Linked DNA regions of Homo sapiens: region 2 is linked to region 1. A link is a loop called in an ENCODE intact Hi-C map of the cell type or tissue named here. Cell type or tissue: PC-9. All regions are shown on one strand. Each heading gives the region's core, and the rest is flanking DNA. Links, peaks and the distances in the headings are about the cores only.

Evidence for each region. Peaks named below come from ENCODE experiments on the same cell type or tissue, not always from the same donor. Only the 100,000 strongest peaks of a DNase experiment are listed, where the experiment ranks them.
Region 2: a loop joins it to region 1, with 1.9 times the contacts of the local background. A loop is called at or near these places in 1 of 110 quality-filtered maps.

What each region holds. Positions count from the first base shown.
Region 1 is chr3:165,871,102-165,878,564 of GRCh38, forward strand. No RefSeq gene overlaps it. Among named protein-coding and RNA genes, the nearest start is that of BCHE, 37 kb to the left of the region's middle. RefSeq lists enhancers at 3,437-4,636, 3,480-4,003. In PC-9, for the core only: CTCF peaks have their summits at 3,654 (motif pointing right) and 3,855; a DNase peak (open chromatin) is centred at 3,720; H3K4me3 peaks cover 2,467 bases; H3K27ac peaks cover 1,853 bases.
Region 2 is chr3:166,281,098-166,288,560 of GRCh38, forward strand. No RefSeq gene overlaps it. Among named protein-coding and RNA genes, the nearest start is that of BCHE, 450 kb to the left of the region's middle. In PC-9, for the core only: no CTCF peak of the experiment used is centred there; a DNase peak (open chromatin) is centred at 4,124.

The DNA of each region.
Region 1 (7,463 bases), core at 1,797-5,796:
TCGGCAAACAGGGACAGTTTGACTTCCTCTATACTGATTTGGATGCCGTTTGTCTCTTTCTCTTGTCTGATTGCTCTGACTAAGGCTTGCAGTACTACGTTGAAGAGGAGTGGTGACAGAGGGCATCCTTGCCTTGTTCCCGTTCTCAGGGGGAATGCTTTTAACTTTTCCCCATTCAGTACTTTTTTGGCTGTGGGTTTGTAATAGATGGCTTTTATTACATTAAGGTATAACCCTTGTATGCCGATTTTGCTGAGGGTTTTGATCACAAAGGGATGCTGGATTTTGTTGAATGATTTTTCTGCATCTATTGAGATGATTGTGTGATTTTTGTTTTTAATTCTGTTGATGTGTTGAATCACATTTATTTATTTGTGTATGTTAAAGCATCCCTGCATCCCTGGTATGAAACCCACTTGATCATGGTGGATTATCTTTTTGATATGTTATTGGATTCAGTTAGCTATTATTTTGTTAATGATTTTAGCATCTATATTCATCAAGGATATCAGTCTATATTTTTCTTTTTTGGTTGTGTCTTTTCCCGGTTTTGGTATTTAGGTGATGGTGGCTTCACAGAATGAATTAGGGAGGGTTCCTTCTTTCTCTCTTTTGGGTAATATTGTCAAAAAAAATTGGTACCAATTCTTTGAATTTCTGGTAGAATTCTGCTGTGAATCCGTCTGGTACTGGACTTTTCTGTGGTGGTAATTTTTTAATTACCATTTCAATCTCGCTGGTTGCTATTCGGCTGTTCAGGGTATCTAATTCTTTTTGATTTAAGCTAGGAGGATTGTATTTTTCCAGGAATTTATCCATCTCTTCTAGGTTTTCTAGTTTATGTGTGTAAAGGTGTTCATAGTAGCCTTGAATGATCTTTTGTATTTCAGTGGTGTCAGTTGTAATATCCCCTGTTTCATATCTCAGTGAGGTTATTTGGATTTTCTCTATTTTTTCTTGGTTAATCTTGCTAATGGTCTATTAATCTTATTTATCTTTTCAAAGAACCAGCTTTTTGTTTCATTTATCTTTTGTACTTTTTTGTTTGCTTGTTTGTTTGTTTGTTTCAATTTTGTTTCTCTCTGCTCTGATGTTGGTTATTTCCTTTCTTCTGCTGGGTTTGGGTTTGGTTTCTTCTTGTTTCTCTAGTTCCTTGAGGTGTGACCTTAGATTGTCTGCTTTTGCTCTTTCAGACTTTTTGATGTAGGCATTTAAAGCTATGAACTTTCCTTTTAGCACTACCTTAGCTGTATCCCAGAGGTGTTGATAGGTTGTGTCATTATTGTCATTCAGCTCAAATAATTTTTTAATTTCCATCTTGATTTTGTTTTTGACCCAATGCTTATGCAAGAGCAGGTTACTTAATTTCCATGTATTTTCATGGTTTTGAGGGTTGCTTTTCGATTTGATTTCCAGTTTTATTCCACTGTGGTGTGAGAGAATGCTTGATATAATTTCAAATTTATTAAATTTATTGAGGCTTATTGTATGGCCTGTCATATGGACTATCTTGGAGAAAGTTCCATGGGCTGTTGAATAGAATGAGCATTCTGCAGGTGTTGGATGAAGTGTTCTGTACATACCTGTTAAGTCCATTTCTTCCAAGGTATAGTTTAAATCCATTGTTTTTTGTTGTTGTTCTTGACTTTCTGTCTTGATGACCTCTCTAGTGCTGTCAGTGGAGTACTGAAGTCCCCCTCTATTTTTGTGTTGCTGTCTATCTTATTCCTTAGGTCTGTTAGTAATTGTTTTATAAATTTGGGACCTCCAGTGTTAGGTGCATATATGTTTAGGATTGTGATATTTTGCTGTTGGACAAGGCCTTTTACCATTATGTAATGTCCCTTTTTGTCTCTTTTAACCACTGTTGTTTTAAAGTTTGTTTTGTCTGATACAAGAATAGCTACCCCTTCTTCACTTTCAGTATCCAACTGCATGAAATGCCTTTTTCTACCCCCTTACTTTAAGTTTATGTGAGTCCTTATGTGTTAGGTGAGCCTCCTGAAAGCAGCAGCTAGTTGGTTGGTGAGTTCTTAACCATTCTACAGTTCTGTATTTTTTAAGTGGAGCATTTAGGCTATTTATAGTCAATGTTAGTATTGAAATTTGGGGTACTGTTGCATTCATCATGCTTTTTGTTGCCTTCATTGTTTTTTATTTTTATTTTTTGGTTTTTTGCTTTTGCCTTTTAACTTGTATCTTTGTTTTATAGATCCTGTGTGCTTTATGCTTTAAAGAGATTCTGTTTTGATGTGTTTCCAGGATTTGTTTGAAGATTTAGAGCTCCTTTTAGCAGTTCTCATAGTGGTGGCTTGGAAATGGAGAATTCTCTCAGTTTTCATTTGTCTGAAAAATGACTGTATCTTTCCTTCATATATGATACTTAGTTTTGCTGGATACAAAATTATTGGCTGAAGATTGTTTTGTTTGAGGTGGTTGAAGATAGGGCCCCAATCCCTTCTAACTTGGAGGGTTTCTGCTGAGAAATCTGCTGTTAATTTGATAGGTTTTCCTTTATAGGTTACCTGGTGCTTCTGTCTTACAGCTCTTAAGATTCTTTCCTTCTTCCTAACTTTGGATAACCGGATGACAACGTGCCTAGGTGAAGATCTTTTTGTGATGAATTTCCCAGGTGTTCTTTGTGCTTCTTGTGTTTGGCTATCTAGGTCTCTCACAAGACCTGGGAAGTTTTCCTTGATTATTCCCCCAAATATGTTTTCCAAGCTTTTAGAATTCTCTTCTTCCTCAGTAACACCGAATATTCTTAGGCATGGTCATTTAACATAATCCCAAACTTCTTGGAGGCTTTGTTCACATTTTCTTATTCTTTTTTCTTTGTCTTTGTTGGATTGAGTTAGTTCAAAAACCTTGTTTTCGAGCTCTGAATTTCTTTCTTCTACTTGTTTAATTCTATTGCTGAGACTTTCCAAAGCTTTGCATTTCTAAAATTGTGTCCAAAAGTTCCTGAATTGTTGATTGTTTTTTCTTTAAGCTATCTATTTCATTGACTATTTCTCCCTTCACTTCTTGTATCATTTTTTGGATTTACTTGCACTGGGCTTCGCCTTTCTCTGGTCCCTCCCTGATTAGCTTAATAACTAACCTCCTGAATTCTTTTTCAGGTATGTCAGGGATTTCTTCTTGGTTTAGATCCATTGCTGGTGAACTAGAGTGATTTCTGGGGGGTGTTGATGATCCTTATTTTATCATATTACCAAGGTTGGTTTTCTGGTTCCTTCCCATTCGGATAGGCTCTGTCAGAGGGAAGGTCTAGGGCTGAAGACTGTTGTTCAGATTTTTTTGTCTCATGGGGTGTCCCCTTGATGTTGTACTCTCCTCCTTTTCCTATGGATGCGGCTTCCTGTGAGTCTAACTGCAGTGATTGTTGTCTCTCTTCTGGGTCTAGCCACCCCGCAAGCCTACCCAGCTCCTGGCTGGTGCTGGGGATTTCTGCACAGAGTCTTGTGATGTGAACTGTCTATGGGTTTCTCAGCTGTGGATACCAGCACCTGTTCTGGTGGGGGTGGCAGAGGGTGCTGGCTCCGTGAGGGTTCTTAGCTTTGGTGGTTTAATGCTCTATTTTTGTGCTGGTTGACCTCCTGCCAAGAGGTGGCGCTTTCCAGAAAGCATGAGCTGTAGTAATGCGGAGAGGGACCAGTAGGGCGCAGGGCCCTAGAACTCCTAAGGTTATATGTCCTTTGTCTTCCAGTACCAGGGTGGGTAGGGAAGGACCATCAGGTTGGGGCAGGGCTAGGTGTGTCTGAGTTCAGACTCTCCTTGGGCGGGTCTTGCTGTGGCTGCTGTGAGATTCCCAGGTCACCAGAGCTGTGTACCTAGGAGGATTACCGCTGCTCCTGCTGAGTCATGCAGGTTGTCCGGGAAGAGGGGAAAAGCCGGCAATCACAGGCCTCACCCAGCTCCCACGCAAACCGAAGAGCTGGTCTCACTCCCACAGTGCCACCCACAGCCTGTTTCCAGGCGGAGAGCGGGCTTAAAAACTTGTCCGAGGCTTTCCACCTCCCAGCTGCAAAAGAAAAGGGCTTCAGTTCTTCCCTCACCTGTGAAGTCTGCAAGCCAGATTCACACCCTCTCCTGCGTTCTGGCCAGGAGGCTTCTCTCCCTGCTCAAATTGTTACAAAGTTCAGGTGGGGAAGTCCTTCTCCCGGTGGGGTTTTACCCCCTGCTCCTCTGGCCACCCTCCTGATGGATCCCTGTGGTGCCAGGCAGGCAGGAATGGGCTATGGGGATTCAGTGAGCTCCCAGGGCCTCCCAGCTACCTCCTCCACCCCTGTATTTCAATCACCTCGGCTCTCTAATTTGACTCAGCTCCAGGTAAGTCGAGAACGTCTCCAGCAAACAGACCTTCAGCTTCTCCGGTGGGGGTGTGTGTTTGGGAAAGGAGGGTCTCTTTCCCACTTCTGCAGTTGGGGCACTCACAGTATTTGGGATGTCTCCCTGGTCTTGCAGGAGCAGTCTGCTTCCTTCAGAGGGTCTGTGGGTCCTCTCTGGGTTGCTGGTTTGTTTTTGCAGTCAATCTGGTGCTAAAATTCACAATGCAAGCCTCTGCATACTGCGCTGTCTGGAGCTGCAGTCTAGTCCTGCCTGCTGTCCGCCGTGATCTGCTGTATCTCTCATACCTTAAATATTTTTAATATGGAGTTTTAGCATGTTGATCCTATGATGATGGTGATGATGATGACGAGATAACTTAATCAGTCTCTCCTAGTACCAGTCTCTGGGCCAAATGCTTTGCATGCATAACCTCAATGCATCCTCACTGCGACTCTGTGAAATAGAAAGCATATTATAACTGGCTTGCAGTTGAATTAACTGAGACTTAGCAACACTAAATAAGTAATGCCTGAGTTGGCTTATCTGAAAAATTGGCGGACTCAGGGTCCAAAACCAAACAGTATTAATCCAAAGACCTATGCAGCTTCAATGACAATATTTCTCCAAATATGGGCCATGAAACATTTACATCATTGTCAGTAGAAAATGCAGATTTTGTTCTCACACCATGCCTTCTATGTGTATGTCCAATGTTAATTCAATAATTACATTTTGACCATACTCAATTCTTAATACACAATTCCAACATCTACATTTTCCTAAGAGCTTAGTGTATAACTTCAAAGGCCAAGAATGAATAAAAAGGATTATTTCATCCATATGACCAGCTTTTGGAATGGGAAAAAATAATTTCTGTAGACTTTTCTTGTCTATGAAAATTGCCTAAATATTATGGCATCAAAAGAGAATGACTTATTTTTACTAAATATGAAATTCTGTTTAATGTATAATAATGCAATGATTCTCAGTCATTTGACTATCCCTCTACATGAAACAACTAAGGAATAAAATGCATTCCTGTCAGTAAAAGTGGCTGACTGAAGCCGTGATCTAAAAATGGGAAGAAAAGGAGACGTGTAGTTAATTAAAAGACTCTTAACCTCTGATTTATTTGAGAATCCCTAATGACATTTTTGTCAACCATTACTATTGTTAATTTCAACAATGTGCTGTTTTGAAAGTTGGTGAAAAAAATCATAGAAATATTATTAGCAATATTCACAAGATATTTATTTGTGGATCAAACATTGTACATGTAGTAATGGAAGTATAGAATGTTTGGGAATTAGCCAAGAGGAAGGTCCATTTTATCTTGTTTCACCAAAGAAGGATAAAAAATTGCTTGCAATTCAACAAGAGGAAAAGTATATTCGTGCAACACAAAATTGTGGGTAATACATTTTATTGTGTAGTAAATATGTATAAGAAAAAGAGGTTTATTATATACTGTGCATGCTGACATAGCATATTGTTTATGACATGAATACATAATTTATAGAAAATGATTAAATTATTTCAGAGATTATTTTACATTCTATCACTTATAAGCTATAAATATTTTGTTGCTAAAAATTCAATGATCAGTTTTAGTTTAGACTGACAGATGTCCCCACATTAAGATGTCAGATACTTGAGTTATTCATTCTGAATAAAACCACAATGCCAAATGCTGCCACAGAATGTACAGAAAATTGTCATATCAATTAAGATGAAGTCAGTAACGATCCATATGTTAAAAAGTCATAATTGTGAAGGCTGAGTCATTACTTAGGAATTTGAGTTTTATATGTTTAAGAATACATCATTGACATATTAACTATTTCTCTTTCTTTGCATCTATATAATTCAGCAGTACTTAAAATGACATTTTGTCAGCAAATTTCAAAAATTTTTGGAATTAAAAAACTCCAAAACTTACTGCAAATTGATACCCTGTACACATCCCTACATTATCTCGGCTGTATGTCTTCACATGCCTGCAAAGATGGTCACAATGGAGTGTTTGAAACCATCATTTTCTTTGTAACTTTTGTACAGCACATAGCCTCTTGAAATCTTGTCTGTATTGCAGCTCTCTGTGTGCACCTTTTATCATCTCTACTGAACTCTAAGCTCTTTGAAGGTAGAGTCCAAGTGTTCATCTTTGTTTCTGTGCTTATAGATTAGAGATTTAACCGTGGTAGGTTTTGAGTTAAAAAAAAAAATGTACTTTCCCAATTTTGTTCTTCCCATAAATGACCTGAGCAGAGAGGTTATGAAAACAGGTATTGCATTTCTATGATATAATTCAGGGGAGAGTCAGGACCTGTGGTTTCTGCAAGCTGTTATCACAAACATAGGCCATTTATAGTTGTCATAAACATTTGTTGCAACAAGAGAAATATTTAAAAGCATTTTCTTATGTGGACATGACTGCATTATGAGTTTTCAAGTCTCTTTTCTCCAATATATTGTGAGAATTAAAAATACGTATTTATCATCTACTACATGAGGCAGTGGGTTGTGTGGAATGGGGAGGAAGAGGAAGCTGAAGTACTAAATCTGTTGATATCTCTCTTGATCATGTTTCCATGTGTCTGGAATCAGTGGCCAGAGTCAAGAAATCTCAAGAAGTTTCATATCTCTAAATCCCGTTCAGAGACAAGGGATATGGAAGTACAAAGATGGACTCAGTAAATTGCCTAACTTATGTGAATCTCCTCAAATATCATTAATTTCAATGTATTCCTTTTTATCAAACCCAAAGTACACTCAATTTTTTACATTGGTTACCTTAAATTGTACTTCCTTTCTATGGAAATAACTGTTAATACACAATCAGTATCTTCTTATATTGATTAAAAATTGCTAATCATATTATAAGATCTTACATTTCTATTAATATTTGAATTATTAAACCTGAACAGCTACACACTTCAATTAATAAAATTTTCTTTCATTGACAAAAAGCTGTCAGACTATATAATAAAACTACCTCATTTTAAATACCAAAATACTGAATAATTTTACATTCAACTCATTTATTAAGAATAATACAGAATATGTTGCATGACAAGCATTCACAAATGTGAATATAAGATATTGACATAACCTAAATTAGAATATACAAA
Region 2 (7,463 bases), core at 2,287-6,286, 410 kb after region 1:
TTTAAGGCTATCTTAAATTTTAAAGTTATTCATTAATTCTGATACGTTAAATTTATTTTGAAAATATTTTGAATTCTAGTCACATTTTCTAAAGTGTTAAATTCTAAACCAGTACTACATTAATATAAAGCTTAATGGTAAGTTATATTCAGTAATACATATTTTTAGTGTTTCAAATACATAAAAAACCAGAATATATGCCTAATTCAAAATAACACTAAAGTATATAGAGTTAATTAGATGAGAGAAGGCAGAGAATAAACTATTGCTAACAGATATAGTAGGAAAGAAGAACAACCTTTTACTTATTTTTTCTGTAGCATTTTTAGTAATTCAGAAAAGCTGCAACCATAAAATATCCAATAGGCAGTAAGACACAGTGTTATAGTTCTTTTGCCCTCAGAGATGAAATTATAATGAGAAATCACACTTTTAGGACTTTGCAGAATCATGGTGACCTGAAGTGTAGGACTATATAATTCCTAAATCTTCTTGCTAAAACCTTTTTAAGAGTCTAATCCTCGAGAGGTAAGTAGTCAGGGTTTTCTATAAATAAATGCATTGCTATCAATGAACTCAAAACCAATCACAGACTCTAAGTGGTGAGAAGAGCTGAATTTTGTTCTAGAGTTATGATGAAGTTTATAAGCCATTGTTACAATTTTGTCTCTGCTTCATTCTTATTATGATATACATTAGATCTTGGTGTTAAAAGTTATTGTGTATACAGCAGAAAAAAATGTCTAATGTCTAGAAGACATTTTCAGCTCATTTCATACTGTGGATAGAGATTTTCTTTAAATTCCATAATCTGATTTCTGAGCCAAAAAGAGATCAATATATTCAGGTTATAAATAGAAAATGACCACCTCAACCTTTTACTTACTCTCTGATCTAAAGCTTAAGAAAACATTTTGTAAATCATGTCCCTTCCACACTTTTTCACACTTTATAATATCAACCTTTTATAACTCAACAGAGTATCTTTACTGGTGTTTATAGCCCCTTAATAATTAGGACATCAGGATAGATTGGTTTACCTTTATAAGACTTTCTGGGGCTTTTTAGGGTCATGTGGAAATATTACATTTTTTTAAGGCAGAAGCTGAATAACTGCCATGGCAATGACAGTGATGTAGATAATTCTGTTCTCTGAACTATGCCTCAGAGTCTCTGTATAGATTTAGGACATAACATTTTCATGGGTGATGGGGACAGAGGTCATGGAGAAGGGGAATTATGATTCAATTTAGTCTCCACTGGTCCCCATTGGTATAAAACTTCAACCAAACAATTTAATCACAATAACTGGATTTTTCTGGTTTTCACTGAATTCAAGTTGGCTAGTATAGCTTTGACACATTAATAGCTGCAATCCAAAGATGTTCAAAGATTACCAGACATTTAAGTTTTCTGGATGGATCTGAGGAGGAAAGAAGACTTTACTATGTATTGAGGACCTGGAAATACATATTATGATTCACATATACTAATATTTTCTTGCATCTGGAAGAAAAGAAAACTGACATATTTTAGTATTTTAAAATCTCCTCACTTCTGTTTATTTTTAAAAAGTAAAATAGCAGTTTCTTAAATAAGAACTTAACTTTGTCAAAGAGGAATCTCGAAATGTTTTTTACAATAAAAAATATAAACAGGGAAGAAACACACACTATGTTACAAAACGTCACTAAATATTGTGAGATGTTACGTTTAATTCCAAAACATCTAATGCTGGTTTTGATGTCCCTTTCTGATTAAAATGACTTGCCTAAGGGACTTGTTTTATTGTTAGTGAACGTATGCTTTTTTCACAATTTTCTTCACAAAACACTATCTATTAGGTACCTATTATGTTCTAGGCATTATGTTCACCATTTGAGGAATAAAGACAAAAAGACATGGTTGTATTATTTAGAAGCTCCACATGTAATGAAGGAGGAATGTGTATGCAGAGCGCTTCGATGTACTTGGATGAGTATTCCAAACAAGTGAACACAGTGAATAAAAAATAAAAAGTAACTTATTTTGCTTGAGGCCCAGAGAGATAAAGTGGGGGGTTGGGCCTGGGAACAATTTTCAGTTGTAACTTGTTGGAGCATAGAAAGGGGAAGAAAATACCAGGGAAAAAGAAGAGTGTGTTTATCAGAGTCCAATCAGGACAGGAGACCACATTAATCTGAACAAGAGAAATATGCAAAACTGTCAACTATTAAGTGTGACAAAAAGATAAAAAAGATAATCCAAAATTATAATGAAATAGTAAATGCAGAAAGCATCTATTGCCTCTAGGGCTGAGAGAGAGTGACCAAAGAAGAACCAAATTGAAAAAGCACACTTTTCAACTTTTCTTAGTTCATTTTCATTTGTTGTCTTCTCTCTAGCAGGTTGAACCAGAAAATAAAGACCCTACAAGAGGAACAGAAGCTTCTTTAATGATTAAACTTACCAAACTTGAAGATCTTGAAACGAAAGACTGTACTATCTAAAGATTTTTAAAGTACCCAAGTAGAATAATTAGCAAATCATTACTGAAAGATAACTCACTGACATTTTCTGACATTTAATTAGGTTTAAGATCTGAAATAATGGGATGTGCTATATTGACAATGAAAAAATAGATTTCAAAAGGTTGCATACTTCAGTGTAATTTATTTTAGTGTCTGAAAAACTGGTTTTATCAAAAAATAGTTTGTCTTTTAAAAATGGCCCGTGCTAGCAATTAAAATGAAAATAAAATCCACTCGGTTTACTTACATGTGAAACATATTGAGCAGATCTGCATTAGAAATTGAAAGACTTTCAAATCTGCCTTAAATGTGTTGCACTCTTGATACCATTTTCTGTACTGGCTCATTGGAAAATATCTTACATAGGTTGGGATTGTGGTTAATTAAAACAGGAAAAAAGAAAAAACAACTGCGCTTCCGTCATTGTCTTGAGTTTCCAAACAGTTTCTGACTCATTTCATTGGCAGAGCTGCTGCAGCATAGCACTGCAAGTTTCCATGGCCACATGCAGAATAGTTTTCAAAGATCGCCCAAGCCAGAGGAAACCAGGGCAGCTTATTATAGCTCATATGTTGAATGGTTAAAAAGCCGTATCAAAGCAAAACATATTTCTATTAAAGACCTGCTTTTTTTTTTCCCACCTTAAGGATTTTTACATTTCGTCATAATTATTTTTAATGGACACATAATTATATATAATTTATGAGGTACAGTATAATATTTTGATACATGTATACACTATAATAATGAAATAAAGGTGATTAGCATATTCATCACCTCAAACGTTTATAATTTCTTTTGTTGGGAACACTCAAAATCCTCTCTTCTAGATATTTGAAAATATACAATAAATTGTTACTTATTGTCACCCTACAGTGCTGTAGAACACTAGGATCTATTCCTTCTATCATTTTATATTCATTTACCAACCTTTTCCTATCCTCTCTCAAATACCCCTCCCAGCCTGGAATACTATTTTACCATGAAAAATAATGAAATCCTATCATCAGCAACATGGATGAGCCTGGAGGACATAATCTTAAATACAATAAGCCAGGCACAGAGGAATAAACACTGCACATTCTCACTCAAAGATAGAAACCAAAAAAGTTGATCTTATAGAAGCAGACCCATTTTTGAAAATTTTAAATTTTAAATTGTTTCTTTTGACTTAATTTACAGTGGCTCCTATATAAAATGAAGATGTTAGGGGAAGAAGGTGATAATGGCTTGTTATATTTCAGTGAATTCTTCAGTTTTCTAGTGCATTGCCTTTTCAAGGTGTCTGGGTAATGTATTCTTGGTATAGTTAGCATTAATAGAAAAAAGGAATAAATAAAGTTTACCACCATGATAAGTAATATCTGAAAGTAAACAGAGAAGAGTTATGGAGTCTGGTTGAAGGGAAACAAGATTGAAATTTGAGAAGCAGAGATATTTTGAAGGTAAAATATAGTTAACTGAGAATTTCTGCTCAAGTGATCAATGCAAAAAAAAATCTAGTAAACACAAGAATCAGTGTGGAAATACCTGGAAACCACTGTGCAGAGGCCTCAAGAAACACACCACTGATAAGACATTACACAAGGTTTATTGAGTCATCTAGTAGAGTACACATAACTTCCTCCCCCACCCCAATTTGTATTATTCCACGGCTTAGGTCAGGCATATATGATCAGCCTTTGTCATAGCCTATGTAAAATGTCAAGTAGGGAATGTCTCTGTCCCTGTATCACTCAGTAATGGCATCAGAGGGAAGACAACATCCATAAAACTACAAAGTGGGAAACGCTCTGGTCAGAGAAGTAGGCATATTACGAAGGGGAACCTCTGAGTTTAGTGTCTTGTGTCAGCCTGTTCTTTTGTTAACCTAACATAGACCTGCTATGCTGGCTATCTTCTGAGCTACTAAAGTAGGGAGAAAAATGAGTTTCTGAACTGTCAATGATTTTCTTTATAAATGCTACTGTACTCTTCGTTCATTCCCTTGCCATGTGTATATTACATCACTGATTATTTTCATCATTGTTAATTTCTGTCTTAGATTAGTTTATCTCAGAATCAGCATCAGGTTTCTCTATCTCATATATATATATATATATATATATATATATATACACACACACACACACACACATACACATACATATATACACATACATATACATACATATATATGAATATATATATATATATATACTCCTCAAATTTCGTTTTACCATGTGTAGAATTTCTATATGTGTGTGCAATGCTCAGTGGTAGGCCCTGCCTCCTGTTATATAATTTTCTTACTTTATTCTTTTCCATAGAGAAGATGTATTAATTCCTATCTTTTGAGAAGCTAGAAAGACCCTGCTGTGGTTTTAATTTTTCTTGAAATCAAATGGTGGTGACAGGTAACTTGATTTTACAGAATCGTTCTGTCTCCAAGATCTTCTCAGTAGCATTAAAAGAAATAGCACTTAGAAATTTGTATGGCCAATCCTTCACATGTATTTGTAAGTAGTATATATTTTTGATTTATCCTTGAACAAAATGTTAACCTGTTCTCAGCATTCTTATCTAATTCCTTAAATCAATATCTTTTTCAATTTCACATCAGTTAGGAGCCCAGTGTCACCCTGATGTAGCACTACTATTCATTGTCTATTTAGTGCATTTCATAACGTAGGCACGTGCAAAGTCACGGGCATGTGATTACAGGCTAGGATATCTCTGTTTCAAACTTTACTACAGCTCTTATAAGCTTATGTGAATCGACAGTAAGTTAGTTAACAACTGTGAACCTCAGTTTTCTTACCAAACTGTGTTTCGGTTTTTCAGTTTTCCTGTTTCTTAAATTGAAATAATTAGTTATTTTGAGGAGCATATTAAATACTTCATGTAGATTTTTAAAATTTATTTATTTATTTATTTATTTTTATTTTTTTATTTTGAGACGGAGTCTGGATCTGTTACCCAGGCTGGAGTGCAGTGGTATGATCTCCGCTCACTGCAACCTCTGCCTCCCAGGTTCAAGTGATTCTCCTGCCTCAGCTTCCAGAGTATCTGGGATTACAGGCTCCCGCCACCACATCCAGCTAATTTTTGTGTTTTTAGTAGAGACGGGGTTTCGCCATGTTGGCCAGGCTGATCTCAAACTCCTGTCCTCCAGTGATCCACCCACCTTGGCCTCCCAAAGTGCTGGAATTACAGGTGTGAGCCACCACACCCAGCCCACAGTAGGTTTTGTTGATAGTCTGCCCCTATTTCCTTGTGCCACCCCTCGGTTCGTCTAAAGCTGCAGCAGACATTTTCTGTACATGTATCACTCTATGTCTGTGCCTGATGGTTTTTCCTTGCCTAATATCACAGGAGAATGCTCAGCTTATGGGGAAGGTATTCTGGAAAATAAAAGTATTTGATTGGATAGATAGTTCACATTTTCTGTTTGTTAGGGTGTAAATATTAAAGCATGGTTTATATAGTTCCCTAGAGAATTTCCAATAAAATGAATCCTAATTTCTCATATCAGTAGCGTGCTTGTTAATGCACCCCTTATTATATTTTCCTCTTTCCTTGCCTTAATTGCCCACTGTTTTAGTTATATTACCTATTTTTACTTAACTCTGTGTCTTAGGGTCTACTTTGGTCAGAATCCAAACTAAAACATACTTTGTGAAAAGTGCATACGCTAGGGCCTGGCCCTGGCATTCTTCACCACGGTCAGTTTCCCAACTTACTTAGCTCTCCTTTGACATTATCAGTGTTTATCTGCTCTGTGTTCTATTTCTGGACCTCTAGAAGTGACTGTCTACTAATCCTCCTTCCCAAAAAAATTACGCTAAATTGCTGTTTTCTTAATATTTTTACATCTTTTCTCTGGGATATTTTTGCTTAAATAGATAATCATGAAATGAAAAGCCATAGGCCAAAAAAAAAAAAAAAATGAATCCCTATGATATTTTAGATACTTTGTGGCTAGTCAGTTGGGGAAATAGTCTTAAATATGAATTCTTTCAAAATGTCTCTAAATAATCACAGGTAGGTAATGAACTATCCTAATTAACTTTATTTACATCAGTATGTCTTAAAATAAATGAGTCATTAATAGCATAATGACATGGTGCCAACAATTCCAAATAAGTTTTATGTGATTCTCACATTGTATTTTGTATTTTCTTAAAGCATTTTGCACTAAAATGAAAGAGAATGAATTTTTGAATTTGCTTTACTCTTAGCAGATATGTATTTTACATGGTGCAACTTCACTTTCATAATTGGAATAAATCAAACTTCATGGTAATGAAAATATATCTTGAACTTGACATAATCCTCCAAGCATCATTTCAATTTATTATGGATGCTTAAGACAAATGTAATTATCATTATTTTTATGTAAAAAATTATCAAAAAGGTTTGAGATTTCTCTTTCCTTTTGCATGGATTGGCAATTATAAGTAGTTAATTATAAGAAATATTTGGATAGATTTCCTTCAAAAAACTGTATGCAAATAAATAAAATGACATTTAAAAATATTATTACAGTCTTATAGTGCATAGTTCTTTAGATCCATTAGTCTGTAAGCATCAGCAGTTAGCACTCCTGATACTTTGGACTAGATAATTATTTGTTGTGGGAGGTTGTGCTGTGCATTGTAGGATGTTTGGCAGCATCCTTAGTCTCTACCTACTGGATGCCAGTAGCACCTCCTCACCAGTGATGACAGTCAAAAATATCTCCAAACATTTGCAAAATATTCCTTGAGGGATAAAATTATTTTGGATTGAGAGCCACTGATGTATGTGTATATATATGTATGCATGTATGTATGTATGAACATATAAGTGTATATATATTCATCTGTGAGTGGTTAGCATAGGTCCCTGAACATGTTTACTACATGCTTAAGGAGGAAGGGAAGAAAAGATTTACTAAAATTTACTATGATGCATGTTTCTGTTTTTACATTT